2 separate regions of the Homo sapiens genome follow, and region 1 is linked to region 2. A link is a contact called in ENCODE Hi-C data. All regions are on one chromosome and are shown on one strand. Each heading gives the region's core, a stretch centred on a gene start or an enhancer-like site at or near the end of the contact. The rest is flanking DNA. Distances are from core to core; before and after follow the strand shown.

Region 1 (2,700 bases), core at 16-2,515, 830 kb after region 2:
AGTATCATCCACTGTTTTATAGTTTATTCTTGCCTGTCTTACAATGGTGGCAGAAGGTTACATGCTCCTATGACAGGTGTATAAATTAATCAGCACCCTAAGTTCCTGATTTCTTGCCCACCTATCAACAAAGATGTTAACGAGCTGCAGAACTTTTAATTTGCTAATGAAATACCATTCTGCATAGTTACAGCTTTAGCTTTCATGGTCTTTAAAATCTGTATCTCTTTACCACATCTCATCTTAAAGTGCGTAAAATTGTGCACTTCCTTTGTATTCATGAGAGTTCACACTACTCATAGTGTATTGTTTACCTTAATTACCAGATTATAGAACCAAATGAAGAGCTATTTTTAAAAGTAATAATAATAACAAAATATCAATACGTGCTCAAAGAGGAATATCCCAGCTTGGGAGTATGTTCTCTCAACCTTTTATAGCCAGACAAGAATTATGAAAATTTCTCTTCTCTGAAAATGTTAAGTTGCACTAGCTGACAGTCTATGCAGCGAAAAGAGGAACAAATTAGATACAGATGACCTGGTTTACTCTCTGAGCTTTGCCATTCTTTAGGATCCAAGACCTTAGGAGAGCTACACGAATATGTGAACAACACTTTCCACCTCTGCAAAATGGGATTTTGCTTGTAAGGTTTGTAGGAAATTTCTTTCTCTGGTCTAAGTACCAAGTGGCAGCTATTATTACTGTTACAGTTTTTGTTGTTCTTCTTATCGTGCCATTGGGCTATATGACATTTTTTGGAAAGGGCCAAACTCTCAGGTCTTAGATCTAGGCCTATTCCCTAACTCTAACTTCAGGTCACTTGATTTTTAAGGAAGGTTGAGAAAGGAACAGATTTATTTTGGTGAAAGTGCTTCATAAATTATAAAATGCTTCGAATGACAGCAGTCTTTTAATGGAAAAAATTTGTTAGATGTGCAGAACTTCAGATATAAAAGCAATAGATGGTATTGTACAGCAGTTAGGACTACAGTTGATGATCAATAATGACCGATTTGGATAAGAACATATTCAAGATTCTCATGTGTTTTATGGATTTGGACTGAAATCAAGAAGCTTCTTCCTCTGAGGAGAGCATCTCGTGGGTTCTTGGGCTCTTTTTCTTAAAGCAGTGGTTTCACTTTCCAGTTTGGTCCTCAAGCCATATGTCACCTATGGGCAGCAGCTCTCCTTTCAGATAAGCAGTCTACAAGCTGATATTTTTGGCAGAAAACCACCTTCTGGGTAATAGGTCTGGTATCTGGAGGATTCCTGTTTCTGCTGTCGTTCGCTGACCTCACCTCTCTTCTGTGACTAAGTCTGTATTCACCGCTGAAGTGCATGCTTCTTGGGGAGAAATTGTGGGTACTTCCGGTTCCCCCTGTGACTTTGTGACTTAAGCAGCAGAAGCATTTCATACCATGGGTACATGCTCCTTCCCATTACCTCCCTACTGACAGGTGCTGTCAGAGTTAGAAAGTTCTGGAAGCTCCTCAAAACATAGACTTAAAATAATAATTATAATTAATAATAGCAATTAACTTCCATCACAGGTTGAGTCACCTATAAGAGATTGCATGGTTAAGTTTCTTTTAAAGTCACCTCTTAACATTTCCTTACTTACTCAGCCTCACTCATCTTAAAAGGTAAGTCGCATTTAAAAGAAAATATTCTTAACTTGCGATAAGAGCAGAGAGAAGTTTTCCTGTCTTATATTTAATGCATGTAGATGACTGGTATTCACGAAGTTAATTTTTTCTTTAAGCCACAAAGAAAAAAAGTGGTGCATGTTTTCTAAAGAAGACCGGTATCTGTAATTGTGTCAATACTGATATTTTTGCTTTTAAATTCCTTCAATATTCAAAACGGTAGCTTATCTCTATGAAATGTTTCCTTTTTCCCTGTCCAATAACACATGGGTGGGAAGTTCAAACCTTTGTACTTTTTCTTTGAAGCAATTGCCCTAAGCCGGGAAAAGCTCTTTCATCAGCAAGAATTTTGAGTATTTTCTCTTTCCTCCTGATCAAGTTTAAGGTGTGTGCTCATAAACAAGATACGCAACTGTCAATAATCATCTTTTCAGCAAATAGAGCCAAAGTTAATTTATTAAACCCGGCAAGCTGCTCTCCTAGTTTTCTTCCCCCTGTGACATACTGTCCAATTATTTCACATTCTTGTAGTGTAAAATAAACACATTGAGTCTGTTGAGATACTGCTGTGGTTATTTATTTTTCAAAATTTAATAAGGAGGAGGATGACCTTTCCTCTTTGGACAGGAAACAAAATCAGACCTAACAGTGATACATTATCAATTTTCACAACCATGAAAATATTCCAGAAAACAAGCAGTTTTCTGTGCACTCAGGTGACTGCAAGCTGGCCAGTGAAGCCAGAAAGCCCAAATGCCTTCTAGATCTCAATTAACTACCCACTTACTTGAAAGGTTTTATTGACTATAATTTTGATAACGATGCATAATTATATCAACTTTCTTTCCTCATCGAATTCTACTACAAATCCCGGGCCGAAAGGGGCACATGAGTCTGTTCTTGATGAACAGACAGAAAAAAAGAAGACAGAAAAAAAGAACTTGAAGAGTCTGAAAACAGGTTTAGCTGAGGCATGTGCCATGGTAAATTTGCTTTGTGAAACTAAGCCAAATACGTTTATTTTCCTACATCTGCATTTCTCATAATGTCG
Region 2 (2,700 bases), core at 60-2,559:
AGGAAGAAGAATTTATAACAGTGATTCTTAAGCACTGGGGGAACGTTGGCCCCAAATAATCTGATGCTAGCAGTTTTACATTAAATGTCAAGCTTGCCAACTTGATCCATTAGCATCAGTGTGACCTCCATGACCAGGAAGCTGGACTGGTCAGCCCTTTGTTGGGCCACTCTTGGTTCTGATGGAACCAGAGATTTTTCTTTTCTGGGGCGAGTTGGGGACAGAGTCTCGCTCTGTTGCTCAGGCTGGAGTGCAGTGGTATGTTTTCGGCTCACTGCAGCATCTGCCTCCCGGGTTCAAGCAATTCTCCTGCCTCAGCCTCCTGAGTAGCTGGGATTACAGGTGTGCGCAACCACGCCTGGCTAATTTTTGTGTTTTTAGTAGAGACGGGGTTTTGCCATGTTGGCTAGGCTGGTCTCCAACTCCTGACCTCAAGTGAGCTGCCCGACTCGGCCTCCCAAAGTGCTGGGATTACAGGTGTGTGCCACCACAACTAGGTAATTTTTTGTATTTTTAGTAGAGACAGGGTTTCACCACATTGGCCAGGCTGGTCTCGAACTCCTGACCTCAGGTGATCCACCCGCCTTGGCCTCCCAAAGTGCTGGGATTACAGGTGTGAGCCACCATGCCCAGCCGCACCAGAGATTTCTTTTTTTTGTTTGTTTTTGAGACAGTTTCACTCTGGAAGTTGCCCAGGCTGGAGTGCAATGGCGCAATCTCAGCTCACCACAACCTCCACCTCCCAGGTTCAAGCGATTCTCCTGCCTCAGCCTCCCCAGTAGCTGGAATTACAGGCATGTGCCACCATGCCTGGCTAATTTTGTATTTTTAGTAGAGATGGGGTTTCTCCATGCTGGTCAGGCTGGTCTCAAACTCCCGACCTCAGGTGATCCGCCGGCCTCGGCCTCCCAAAGTGCTGGGATTATAGGCATGAGCCACCGCGCCCAGCCATTGGAGATTTCTAACCACATCATGCAGGAGGAGGATGGATGAGAAGCAGCATTGATCAGGCACTGGCTACCTATATCACCCACTGCTTCTATAAGTACTCGGCTCAGCCCTCATAGTGATGCTCTGATGCCCATCAAGCAGATGGGGAAACTGAGGCATTTATGCAGTTCAATGTCATACCCCTGGAAAACAGCAGCTATGGGATTCCAGCTTGGGTTTGTGTGAGTCATAACATGACTCTGTCTTCCACCGGTGCTGCCATATTTGGTCCACACGTGAATTGCTGTGATTACCAGCTTTTTTCTTTCCTGGAGACCTTTGGTGGCCTCTATTTATGCAGCTGAAGGAGACACTTACGACCTCATTCCTGACAGTTTTGGGAGCTGACAGCAGAACATTCAAAGAATGACATCAAGTGGCTTTCCTCAGGGTCATTTCCTGCTAGTGATCTCTGCAAAGATCACATTCTTTAAGGATGTGTGGGGGTCAGAAACAGACCCTATTCTGTCAGGCGAGAGATGCCTGGAGCAGCTGTAATGGGCAGACGTGTGTGTGTGTGTGTCTGTGTGTCTGTGTGTGTGTGTGTGTGTGTGTGTGTGTGTGTGTACATCCTCTGTGACATGCTTTGCTGGTGAATACAACCCCTCCTCCCCCGGCCACACTTCGCTAAAAACAAACCAGGTCTGCTGGGGTGCATGACTCATGCTTGAACCGGAGTCTTCACCCTGAGACAATAATTCTCATTTTAAAAGCAAATGCTGAAGTCAACAGCTGCTGGGGTGACTTTGCCTATCTTAATTTGGCTTGTTAGAGACAGCACCTCCTTAGCTGCTTGAAGGAGAACTTAAGTGGACCTTCCATGACTCTGTTCCTTTTCCTATCCAGGGCTCACATAAGAGTTGTCTGCAGCTGGAGACATGAAACAGTGATAGGATTTGGAGTCAGGGTGTCCTGATTTCATGTGTGTGTTCTGCCCTTTTATTACCACACGGTGGTGGGCAATTTACCCACCTGAGCATGAGGTGCCTCACCTGTGGAATGGATGGAACCCTGCTGTATTGGAGAATGTTCACCCATTCAAGATAACGCATGTGAAGCACCTGCCATACAGTAGATGCTCAATCACGTGGATGTTAGCATTGACTTTGTTGCATGTTCTCTGCTTAGCTATCATTTCTCTCTTCCTCCTTTATTTTGCATTAATTTATTTCTGTAAAGGAGGAAGCTGCTGGGCACAGTGGCTCACACCTGAAGTCACCACTTTGAGAGGCCAAGGCGGGAGGATCACCTGAGGTCAGGGGTTCAAGACCATCCTGGGGAAAATAGTGAGACTACCGTCTCTAAAGAAACATTTTAACAAATTAGCCAGGCATGGAGGTGTGCTCCTTGTAGTCCCAGCTACTCGGGAGGCTGAGGCAAAAGGCTCACTTGAGCCCAGGATTTCAAGTTACGATTGTGTCACTGCACTCCAACCTGGGTAACAGAACAAGACCCTCTCTCAAAAAAATTTTTAAAGGAGGAAGTCATCAGTTATGTATATCACACAGATTCACTGGTGACTTTGCCACCTTTTCCATCCCTTTGAAGTTCTGCATCGCCGGTGGGAGGACGTTGGTCAGAGCAAGCAGAGTGTGGAGGCAGAAGCAGAGAGCGGAGGACCTCAACTCTCTCTCTCCCTGGGCTCTGCTCTAACTTGATAAGGGCCCACGGGAACATCACCTAAACTCTTGGGGGCCTGTGTTCATTTGT

What was found. Hi-C counts contacts between places; a loop is a spot of excess contacts on that map. Pooled maps may share reads with other maps.
Region 1: a loop to region 2 is called in a map of endothelial cell of umbilical vein, with 16 times the contacts of the local background. The contact joins two enhancer-like sites. A Hi-C loop is called at or near these places in 1 of 168 maps with a recorded cell type or tissue (endothelial cell of umbilical vein), 2 of 37 single-sample maps with no recorded cell type and 3 of 50 pooled maps.

What each region holds. Positions count from the first base shown.
Region 1 is chr6:12,482,651-12,485,350 of GRCh38, forward strand. No RefSeq gene overlaps it. Among named protein-coding and RNA genes, the nearest start is that of LINC02530, 100 kb to the right of the region's middle. RefSeq lists enhancers at 805-2,004, 1,044-1,123. Within about 2 kb of position 1,266, at least 7 of the 41 ENCODE cell types and tissues checked have a DNase peak (open chromatin) inside an H3K27ac peak, as active enhancers do; they include endothelial cell of umbilical vein, where a contact is called at or near this core.
Region 2 is chr6:11,651,867-11,654,566 of GRCh38, forward strand. No RefSeq gene overlaps it. Among named protein-coding and RNA genes, the nearest start is that of TMEM170B, 120 kb to the left of the region's middle. Within about 2 kb of position 1,310, at least 4 of the 41 ENCODE cell types and tissues checked have a DNase peak (open chromatin) inside an H3K27ac peak, as active enhancers do; they include endothelial cell of umbilical vein, where a contact is called at or near this core.